Linked DNA regions of Homo sapiens: region 2 is linked to region 1. Evidence: chromatin contacts called from ENCODE Hi-C data. All regions are on one chromosome and are shown on one strand. The core of a region is the stretch at or near the end of the contact, and the rest is flanking DNA. Distances in the headings are between cores, read along the strand shown.

Region 1 (5,820 bases), core at 1,737-4,236:
ACTTACATTTAAAACCTAAAACTATAAAAATTCTTGTTGATAACCTAGGCAATATCATTCTGGACATAGGCGTGGACAAAGATTTCATGGTGAAGATGCCAAAAGCCATTGCAACAAAAGTAAAAGTTGACAAATGAGATCTAATTAAACTGAAGGGCTTCTGCACAGGAAAAGAAACTATCCAGAGAATAGACAGACAACTTACAGACTGGGAAAGAATTTTTCCAAACTATGCAGCTGAAAAGTTCTAATATCCAGCATCTATAAGGAACTTAAACAAATTTACAAAAAAGAAAAACACCATGAAAAAGTACCTAAAGGACATGAACAGACACTTTCAAAGGAAGACATACATGTGACCAACAATCATATGAGAAAAAGCTGAACATCACTGATCATCAGAGAAACACAAACTAAAACCACAATGAGATACCATCTCACTCCAGTCAGAATGACTATTATTAAAAAGGCAAAAAATAACAGATGCTGGTGAGATTGTGAAGAATAGGGAACACTTATACACTGTTGGTGGGAGCGTAAATTGCTTAATTCATTGTTGGAAGACAATGTTACGATTCCTCAAGGACCTAAAAATAGAAATACCATTCAATCAGCAATGCCTTTGAGAGGTGACAAGGTGCTAGCAGCCCTCGCTCACTCTCCGCGCCTCCTGGGCCTCAGCGCCTGCTCTGGCCACACTAGAGGAGCCCTTCAGGCCGCCACTACACTGTGGGGGCCCCTTTCTGGGGCTGGCCGAGGCTGAAGCAGGCTCCCTCTGCTCACGGGGAGGTGTGGAGGGAGAGGTGCGCGCGGGAGCTGGGCTGCGCTGGGTGCTAGTGGTGCTGGCGCAGATTCTGGGTGGGTGCAGGCTCTGCGGCCCCACACTCCACATGGCCGGCAGGTGCCTGCTGGGCTTGATCAGGGGAAGAGCTCCCTCTGGGCTGTCGGAGTCCCACTCAGAGTGCCATTGAGAGGTGAAGCCAGCTGGGCTTCTGGGTTGGGTGGGGACTTGGAGAACTTTTGTGTCTAGCTAAAGGATTGTAAATGCACCAATCAGCACACTGTGTCTAGCTAAAGGATTGTAAAGGCACCAATCAGCACTCTGTGTCTAGCTAAAGGTTTGTAAATGCACCAATCAGTGCTCTTTGTCTAGCTAGTCTGGTGGGGACTTGGAGAACATTTGTGTCTAGCTAAAGGATTGTAAACACACCAATCAGCACTCTGTCAAAACGGACCAATCAGCTGTCTGTAAAACGGACCAATCAGCTCTCTGTAAAATGGACCAATCAGCAGGATGTGGGTGGGGCCAGATAAGGGAATAAAAGCAGGCTGCCTGAGCCAGCAGCGGCAACCCACTGGGGTCCCCTTCCACGCTGTGGAAGCTTTGTTCTTTCGCTCTTTGCAACAAATCTTGCTGCTGCTCACTCATGGGTCTGCATTACCTTTATGAGCTGTAACACTCACAGCGAAGGTCTGCAGCTTCACTCCTGAGGCCAGTGAGACCACGAGCCCACCACGAGGAATGAACAACTCCAGATGTGCCACCTTTATGAGCTGTAACACTCACTGTGAGGGTCTGCAACTTCACTCTTGAAGCCAGTGAGACCATGAACTTACCAGACGGAAGAAACTCTGGACACATCTGAACATTTGAAGGAACAAACTCCGGACACACCATCTTTAAGAACTGTAACACTCACAGCAAGGGTCCGCGGCTTCATTCTTGAAGTCAGCAAGACCAAGAACCCACCAATTCCAGACACACCATTACTGGGTAGATACCCAAAGGAATATAAATTGTTCTATTATAAAGACAGATGCAAGTGTATGTTCTTTGCAGCACTACTCACAATAGCAAAGACATGGAATCAACCTAAATGCCCATCAGTGATACACAGAAAGAAAATGTGGTACATATACATCATGGAATACTATTCAGCCATAAAAAACATGTCCTTTGCAGGGGCATGGATAGAACTGGAGGAAGTTATCCTTAGCAAACTAACACAGGAACAGAAAAACAAATACCGTATATTCTCACTTTTAAGTTAGAGCTAAATAATAACACATGGACACAAAGAAGGGAACAACACACACTGAGGCCTATTGGAGGATAGAGTGTGGGAGGAAGAAGAGGCTCAGGAACAATAACTATTGGGTACTAGGCTTAATACCTGGATGACAAAATAATCTGTACAACAAACCCCCATGACACATTTACCTATAGAACACATCTGCACATGTTCCCCTGAACTTAAAATAAAAATTAAATTTAAAAAATAGTGGAGGCATTATGGCAGACAAGGGGCAGGACTAGATTGCAGCTCCGACTTGGACGGACAGAGCAGCGTGCAGAGGCTCACATCATGGATTTTTAGCTCCAGAACGACTGCAGGAATAAATCAGGAAACCTGAGAGGACCCACAGACCCCCCTGAAGGAAGCCAACTGCGCCTGCAGGACCCTGGAGACACCCCAAATACAGTGAGTGCCCAAACTGCAGAAGTGGAAAAGGGAGATCCTCTGCCCCGGAACACACACCCTTACAGGGGAAATCGAAGGTCTAGTTTACAGGAGAAGATTCTGAACTTACCTGGAGCTGAGTCGATGTAGAGAGCCAAGTGAAATACACAGGTAGAGGAAGAAGTGGGAAAGGCCCTGTGAGCTCACTGGGTCCCCAAGCAGGTCATTCCTGCCTGGCACCATAGGGATCCTTCCGGAGGGTGGCCAGAGGTGCAGGGAAAACGCCACAGGGAGAAGGAACTCTCCAGCTGATCTTTGTAACAATTTGAACCTGTTCAGAAGCCTCCTGGCCAGAACTCTGCTTGGGGGGAAGGGCATGAATCCAGCAAGCAGACTCCACAGGCCGGGGAAGAACTAAAGCCTTAGTATCTTTTTTTTTATTATTGAGATGGAGTTTTGCTCTTGTTGCCCAGGCTGGAGTGCGATGGCGCAATCTCCGCTCACCACCTCCGCCTGGGAGGCAAGTAGCCCAAGGCAAATTCTCAGCCCTGCTTGCCCACTTTCTGGAAACAGACTCAGTGCTGTGAGGCGGGGCATGGTGGGAGTGAGACCTGCCCTTCGGATTGCGTGGGAGCTGGGTGAGGCCTGTGATTGCCAGCTTTCCCCCACTTCCTGACAACCTGAGTGACTCAGCAGAGGCAGCCATAGTCCTCCTAGGTGCATAACTCCATTGACCTGGGAACCTCACCCCTAACCCCCACATCAGCCACAGCAAGACTTGCCCCAGGAGAGTCTGAGCTCAGACATACCTAGCCCTGCCCCCACCTGATGGTCCTTCCCTACCCACCCTGGTATCTAAACAAAAAGAGCATATACTCTTTGGAGTTCTAGGGCTCCACCCACCACCGTTCCTCTCCATATTTCCACAACTGATGCTCTCTGGAAAGCATCACCTCCTGGCAGGAAGCCAACCAGCATAAAAATGGAGCATTAAACCATAAAGCTAAGAACCCTCACAGAGTCCATTTCACCCCCCTGCTACCTCCACCAGAACAGGTGCTGGTATCTGCTGCTGAGAGACCCACAGACAGTTCACATCATAGGACTCTGTGCAGACAACCCTCAGTACCAGCCTGGAGCCTGGTAGACTTGCTGGGTGGCTGGACCCAGAAGAGAGATAACAATCACTACAGCTTGGCTCTCAGGAAGCCACATCCATAGGAAAAAGGGGAGAGTACTACATCAAGGGAACACCCTGCAGGACAAAAGAATCTGAACAACAGCCTTCGGCCCTAGACCTTCCCTCTGACAGAGCCTACCTTAATGAGAAGGAACCAGTAAACCAACTCTGGTAATATGAAAAAACAAGGCTCTTTAACACCCCCCAAAAAAATCACACTAGCTCACCAGCAATGGATTCAAACCAAGAAGAAATCCCTAATTTAACTGAAAAACAATTCAGCAGGTGCAGGGAAAACACCATAGGGAGAAGGAACTCTCCAGCTGAACTTTGTAACAATTTGAACCTGTTGAGAAGCCTCCTGGCCAGAACTCCGCTCGAGGGGAAGGGCATGAATCCAGCAAGCAGACTTCACAGGCCAGGGAAGAACTAAAGCCTTATTATCTTTTTTTTAAATTATTGAGATGGAGTTTTGCTCTTGCTGCCCAGGCTGGAGTACAATGGCGCAATCTCTGCTCACCACCTCCACCTGGGAGGCAAGTAGCCCAAGGCACACACAGGTTCAGCAGGTTAGTTATTAAGCTAATCAGGGAGGTACCAGAGAAAGGTGAAGCTCAATGCAAAGAAATCCAAAAAAGATACAAGAATCAAAGGGAGAAATATTCAAGGAAATAGATAGCATAAATAAAAAATATCATAACTTCAGGAAATAATGAACACACTTATCAAAATGCAAAATGCTCTGGAAAGTCTCAGCAATAGAATTGAACAAGTAGAAGAAAGAAATTCAGAGCATGAAGACAAGCTCTTTGAGTTAACCCAATCCAACAAAGACAAAGAAAAAAGAATAAGAAAATATGAACAAAGCCTCCAAGAAGTCTGGGATTTTGTTAAATGACCAAGCTTAAGAATAATCAGTGTTCCTGAGGAAGTAGAGAATCTAAAAGTTTGGAAAACATATTAGGGGGAATAATCGAGGAAAACTTCCCTGGCCTTGCTAGAGACCTAGACATCAAAATACAAGAAGCACAAAAAACACCTGGGAAATTCATCACAAAAAAGATCATCACCTAGGCACATTGTCATCAGGTTATCTAAAATTAAGATGAAGGAAAGAATCCTAAGAGCTGTGAGACAAAAACGCAAGGTAACCTATAAAGGAAAACCTATCAGTATAACATCAGTTTTCTCAGCAGAAACCCTACAAGCTAGAAGAGATTGAGGCCCTATCTTCAGCCTCCTAAAACAAAACAATTACCAGCCAAGAATTTTGTATTTAGTGAAACTAAGCATCATATATAAAGAAAAGATACAGTGTTTTTCAGATAAACAAAAACTAAGACATTCACCATTACCAAGCCTCCACTACAAGAACTTCTTAAAAAAGATCTAAACCAGCCAGGCGCAGTAGCTCATGCCTGTAATCCCAGCACTTTGGGAGGCCAAGGCGGGCGGATCACAAGGTCAGGAGATCAAGACCATCCTGGCTAACATGATGAAACCCTGTCTCTACTAAAAATACAAAAAAAATTAGCCGGGTGTGGTGGTGGGCGCCTGTAGTCCCAGCTACTTGGGAGGCTGAGGCAGGAGAATGGCATGAACCCGGGAGGCGGAGCTTGCAGTGAGCCAAGATCGTGCCACTGCACTCCAGCCTGGGCAACAGTGAAAGACTCCATCAAAAAAAAAAAAAAGCTCTGAATGTTGAAAGAAATCCTGGAAACACATCAAAACAGAACCTCTTTAAAGCATGAATCCCACAGGACCAATAAAACAAAAACACAATTTAAAAAACAAGAAAAAACAAAAACCAAGGTACACAGGCAACAAATAGCATGATGAATGGAATGGTACCTCCCATCTCAAAACTAACATTGACTGTAAATGGCTTAAATGCTCCACTTAAAAGATACAGAACTTCAGAATGGATGAGAATTCACAAACTAACTATCTGCTGCCTTCAAGAGACTCATCTAACACATACGGACTCACATAAACTTAAAGTAAAAGAGTGTAAAAGGCATTTCATGCAAATGTACACCAAAAGTGAGCAGGAGTAGCTATTCTTACATCAGACAAAACAAACTTTCAAGCAACAGCAGTGAAAAAAGACAAAGAGGGACATTATATAATGGTAAAAGGCCTTGTCCAACAGGAAAATATCAGAATCCTAAACATATA
Region 2 (5,820 bases), core at 1,987-4,486, 350 kb after region 1:
AGAACCTGCCAAAATGTTTGTCACCCAAGACGGGAGAATCTTGAAAGACAGACTCAATAGATCATAGTCAGGGGCTTGATAAAACCACACAGCTAGTTAGTATACATACTGAACAAATCACCAATTTTTGCTCATTCTTTTTATTTGTTAAATAAAGAGGTTAAATCCATTGAAAAAAAAAGGGGGGGTTAAACCTAACATGGTCTGGCTCTGCGCGGCTTAAGAAGATTCCATCTGCTCAAGAACGATAACCCGCTTCCCCCTTACTTTTAAAAACTTCTACTTCCTCCCATAGTAACCTATTTAATAGTATGCCTGACTGTCAGCAAGTTCTTTGCCTCCAGCCTAGCTTCCTCTCCTCATCATGCAAATTGCCGTTGGCTTTAATTAGATTTAATAAGCCACTGGGAAGTGAAGCGAGGGAAATGGAGAGCAAAGATTATACAGTATGGGCTTACTCTTGCATGTCCAATACAGCATTTCCCTGGAACTCTCATATCCTCCCAGGCTGGGAAAATAAAGAATGCCAAGCGCATGGAAAGACACGCTGCTGCTGCTGCTGTCCAAATGTGAACCGTGGGTGGAGAAAAATCATTTAGAAAAAGAGAGTGAGGGAAAAAAGAAAATGAACCAGAATCCCCAACAGCTGCAAATAACGAAGCATGTGAATCTGTTACCTTGGATGAACTCTGCTTTCCTGCTCACAGACGGCAGGGTCCTGTTGAGCCCCAGGATCCTGTCTAGGTGGAAGGCAAACACCTCACTCATGTCCAAGGGCTGCTTGAGAAGCCCACAGGGGCTAGGGCCACAGCGGAGCACAGCGCCAGGTGCGCCCCCCTCCAGCACCAGCAAACGGGCTCCGCTCCTAGAGGACACAGGCCGGAGCCCTGCCACTGCGCTGTCCGCCAAGAGTCGCATTCTTCGGATGTCATCTTTGCTCAGCCAGGAGGGGGCGCTCTCGCTGTAGATCCTAATGTTGCTCTCCCTGGAGCTGGGCTGCAGGAAGTCTGGGCCCCCGGCTCGCACTCCCGGACCCCGCACCAACCTCCAGGGTCGCTCTCCAATCTTAACCAGGTTTGCTCCCTGAGCGTACCCAGGTGCTACAGCATCAGCTTCCCTTGCCGCTTCCTGCGGCTGAAGGGATGGTCCGACCAAAGCCTCCTGCCCTGGGGCAGCCGATGCCACTGCATGCTTTTTCCTGCGCTTGGGCTTCACGGTGCCACGGATATTGGCCGGCTTGCTGCGCTTGGAGCGTAGGGTAATGTACACCACATTGGGCTGCAGAGTGGACCCATTGCCCTGGGACTCTGGAGGGGCCAGGGTACCATCCAGGGGTATCTCAGGGAAGGATGGCTCGGCGGTGTCGCGGCTGCGATGTGGCCCCTTCTCAGCCGCCTGTCCATGCTGGAGAGAGGCCCTCCCCACCTGGCTCACCAGGAAGCCCAAGTAGATGGCACACGCAGTGCCCAGCAGAAGGTTTCTCCGGGTCCTTGGACGCCGGCTGCTCCAGAGCTTACGCACCCGCGGGACGCACAGGGAGCAGATGAACCAGTTTATGAGCTGCCCCGGCTTGTCTGGACAGGTCATTTCTCTGCCGCATCCACATGTTGAACGGAGTTTAAAGTCTGCAGTTGGCTCCTGCTAATGTGATGCATGGTTTCCTGACTTCAGCTGCCGCGTCCGCTTCGGGATATAAGTGGTCTCCAGTGGGCAGAGGTGGAAGGAAAGGGTTGGTGATGAAGCTGGGAATGTTTCTGACACAACAAACCTTTTAAATTATCAGTCTCCCCAAGGAGAAATGCGGCTTGTTTCTGGGAATGAATGGATACAGAGTTAACTGAGTCACAATTTCAAACCATTTAAGTTCCTCTACAAGAGTCAAGAAAAAAAGTAATCATTTCCTTTCATAAATATCACCACTAAATGTTTTTAAAAATAAAATTTAAAAGCATGCAAACGAGATAGATGTATAGATTTGATAGTCACTTGAAAGTAGTGAAAACAAGCCACAAAAATCCAAGAGTGTTTTATAACTTGTACCTAGAGTCATTTAAGTTGACTCTGAAGCAAAAGCGTTAAAATGTGACAAACCTGGGCTTTTCCTTTTTGAAATTCAGAAAGAACTTAAGACAAGTAATAGATAATTTTTTAATACTCTATACCTATACCATTTTTATTTTTTAAAGTCCTGAATTAACTAAGTACAAGCAGCAAGTATTAACAATAAAATTTAGAAACATATTCTCTTAGTCTAAAGGTACAAATTGTACTTCATATTAATAATATGTTCCATTAGCTTACATTGTTAGTATAATACAAAGCCATAAATGTCCATATATCTTGGAAGCAGTTGCATTTATTCTGTTTCTCTCTCTCTCTCTCTTTCTCTCTCTCTCACACACATACACACACACAACACAACACAACTCTGACTGCTTTTTATTTCTTTTCTTTCCACCGAAGTCAGCTGAAAGAAAATAAAAGCATCTCTAGTTCTGTTTTTTCACTATTAAAAAGAAAAAGAAGAAACTCGTAAGCAACCTTACTTACACAGCTGGCCCCATGCTTGGCTCCAGGAAGAATGTAATCCTTGACTCTAATGCAAAGAACTTTTAAAGGCTGAGGCATGTAAGTAGAACATATTTCATGGTCAAGAGTGTTCCACATTTCAAACATTTCAGTTCAGCTTTAAAAGCTCCCTTGAAAACTACTGATTGCAAAGCAAAACTTGGAAACTGACTGCTGCATGGTTTTAAGAGATACAAAGCTTTTAAAAACAATAGTTAACAAAATAAACTTTAATTTTAAATTCGGAAAAAAGAAATGCCGTAGAGAATCAGTTTTCATTCAAATAAATTTCCACTTATTTTTAACCCCTGGGAGCCCTCTAGTGTCCTGTTCGCAAACAGACTCAGAAATGTCAGTCTCATGAAGTTCAAAAGATCGAGAATGTTTGCTATCTTGGTGGAGCAGCCGCAGCCAAGCAAGTAACTTGTAAAATGAGGAATGCCATCACCCCTCGAGTGTCCATCCCACATAACTTGGGGTTAGAGCACAAGCGTTCCCAGGAACTACTCACCTTACCATCTTGGCCGTTTCATTTGTCTTCCACCAGTTCTGGAAAGAGAAGGCCTAGAAGTTCAGAAAAAAAGGTAAGAAAGAGTTAATATAAATGAGGAGAAAAAATAGAACAGTGAGATAAGAGTACACACAGATAAGGAAAGACATTTATAGTGTGCAATTGCACGGTGCAACAGTTCACAAAAGGAAGTCGTGGATTCTCTCTGATTGGAGGTTTTTTGAAAAAACAGGTTAGGGATTGGCCTGGGTGGTTTGCGTGTCCTAGCACAAAGGCAGGGGCTGATGACCTTGGGGTGTCAATTAGACTATGGCAAATAGAATCAAAAGGCAAGAAGACAGAAAGGGGACAGGGATTTTTCCTCCCCACAGAGAAAGAAAGTTGTGATACTGAAGAGTGGGTAAAAGATTAGCATATGGTGTATAATCCTAAAAATACTATATTTTACAATGCAAAAAGAGCAAGGAGTTGGAATATATAGGGAAGGAGAGAATAAACGTCCAAGTGGTAAATTGACAAAAATTATAATCGGGCTGTTATTTCAGCACTCTAAACTCAGTCCTTTTTTCCTCTTTAAAAGTCCTGCCACATGGAGGAATGAGAAGGAGCAATCCCAATATTGACAGTAGCCTGGAAGTACCTGGATATTTTGGCTAAACTTTGTGAGAATTCAGGCATCAAAACAATTTTATCTGCACTCAAAAACTCTTAGGCACACACTTCCATACACACAGAATTATTTTCTTGATAGAAAATGTGAACTTCTTGCAAGGAAACCATACCAAAGCTGCATTTTATAACCATCTTATTATTTCCACAGTCAAAGGAATAACTGACCTGGCTCTATAACAATTAAAAGTAAGCCTTTGGCAGAGGCCAGTTATAATAAGCAGACATCTCCTCTAGCTGTTTTTAGAGCTATTTTTTTCATGGAGAAATGCCTACGAGATAGGGAGAGTTGTGTGAGTTAGTAAATTTCGTTGACTACCTTCCCACCCCCACTCCAAAAATGTCTCCTAGAAAAAGAACAATACACTGTCCCCTGCTATAGCCACAATAGGGATTCGTGGAGGCTACACTATCTACTCTGAACTATGATATTCAGAGAATGGGCTGAAGAGGGAGGCAGACTGGCTTTAAATTCTCCTCATTTACCTCTTACGTGTGGTCCCCTGTGGCAAGTAATCTTACCTCTCTAAGCCTCAGTTTCCCCCATGTGTAAGAAAAGAAAAATAATAGCACTTACCCTATCGGTTTCTTCTGATGACTGAATGAGATAGCAGCCTTGGAATGATCATTTGAAATATTCAGCAATGTGTTTGTTTTTATCCCCCATGATGCCTCATTAAACTGCTCAGAGGCCTCTCTCCTCAGCCCAGGCCTTGACAGATAGTCACCACTGCACCACAGCAAAGCAATCATGGTAGAATTGAGGACAAGCACACTGAATTATTTGTAGCCAACATATTGATATAGCCAATACAGTGGATAAATGGGGCTTGTCAGATATAATCAGAGCACAATTTTAGTGATTCCCCCCACTGCCCATTGAAACCTGTTCTGTGGCCTGATATCTCTTTTCAACTTTCTTAAATGGAAACTCAGGCAGTCCCCATGACTTTTCCAGTCATACTTAAATTTTTGTAAAAGTTCTCCAGTTGTTAGCCATAGACATACAGACACATAATACACATAAACTAATTAATATGTTTGATTCTATATCACAGTCAATTTCTTTAAAAATTTCTTTTAAATTCCCAGAATTTCTCCAGAAGATAGCAGTCCCTCAAAAAGCATAGCCAAAATCTACTGAAAAGGGACAGAGGAGACCCATCTTACATTCTTTTTTGTTCCTGCCTAGAGCTCTTATTCCTTAACCACTCACCCAGCCGCTCACCCCACTTTGAGCCTGGCTCTGGCTGTTCCAAGGTAGTGGAGAGAGAGAAGCAATAATAGCAGAAATGGCCTTGCTACTCCATTGATACTGCTGCAAATTGACTTATAAGCTCTCCAGGTTTGGCAGGTGTGTAAAGCTGACTCTGAGATAGTTAATTCAAAGACACCACTATCAAAGCATCTCTCTAGCTGGCTGTTGATGGCCCCTTAGTCCCTTGGAACTTGGTAGCCCCCTGTTCTGTTGAGATCACCTCATCTCTCCAGGCTGTTCTCTTAGGCAGCATTTAAGCTGACCTGCAGGCTGGTTTTCTAACTTGGGCCTCTGTGTACTGCCCCACAAGTGATCCAGTGGACATGGTCACCATCATTTGCTCCAGCAACCTCAGACTTCCCAATGCAGCAACCCACCTCCCTTAGCACTGCGGATCCATATCTCATTTTCGAATGTGGAAGCAATTGCCATCAATTGCTCATGGTCTCTGTTGAAACTGAATGGAAAGGTGTTTTTTGCCATCAGGTAGCATGGGAAACAGAGAAGTTTAATTTAGTTTTAGAAAAATAAGGCTAAATTCCTTGAACAAGCGTTAGCTTGAAAATTTGTTGCCACAATATAACATTCGTGTATAACTTACAATATAATCTGTGAGTGAACATATAGAACTCAAAGTATTCATTATTATTAATATTATTAGATCAGAGAGACAAATAATTCTCATGCCTAAAGTACTTTCTCTTCTTAAAAAACAATGAGAGAAATAAAGTGAAAAAGTAGACAGTAAGATAATGGTAGGGACCATCGGAATTACCTGAGGACTTTTTATATCTTTATGGAGGGGCAAGGATGG

The links. A loop is a pair of places that touch in the nucleus more often than their neighbours do.
Region 2: a map of PC-9 shows a loop between it and region 1 (4-fold over the local background). The contact joins the promoter of GASK1B here to the enhancer-like site in region 1. A Hi-C loop is called at or near these places in 2 of 168 maps with a recorded cell type or tissue (HepG2 and PC-9).

Annotation. Positions count from the first base shown.
Region 1 is chr4:157,821,210-157,827,029 of GRCh38, forward strand. The region is part of intron 4 of LOC105377509 (a long non-coding RNA gene); the gene reads right to left. Among named protein-coding and RNA genes, the nearest start is that of LINC02433, 250 kb to the left of the region's middle. RefSeq lists an enhancer at 2,398-3,597. Within about 2 kb of position 2,987, at least 4 of the 41 ENCODE cell types and tissues checked have a DNase peak (open chromatin) inside an H3K27ac peak, as active enhancers do; they include PC-9, where a contact is called at or near this core.
Region 2 is chr4:158,169,789-158,175,608 of GRCh38, forward strand. It overlaps GASK1B (golgi associated kinase 1B), which reads right to left and starts at 3,237. Exons shown (of 5, transcript NM_001128424.2): 1 at 3,080-3,237; 2 at 678-1,811. The coding sequence starts at 1,587. It overlaps GASK1B-AS1 (GASK1B antisense RNA 1), which reads left to right and starts at 964. Exons shown (of 5, transcript NR_147410.1): 1 at 964-1,692. LOC101928007 (a long non-coding RNA gene) reads right to left here. Exons shown (of 4, transcript XR_007058350.1): 3 at 4,326-4,478; 4 at 3,900-4,020. RefSeq lists enhancers at 720-1,240, 1,414-2,613.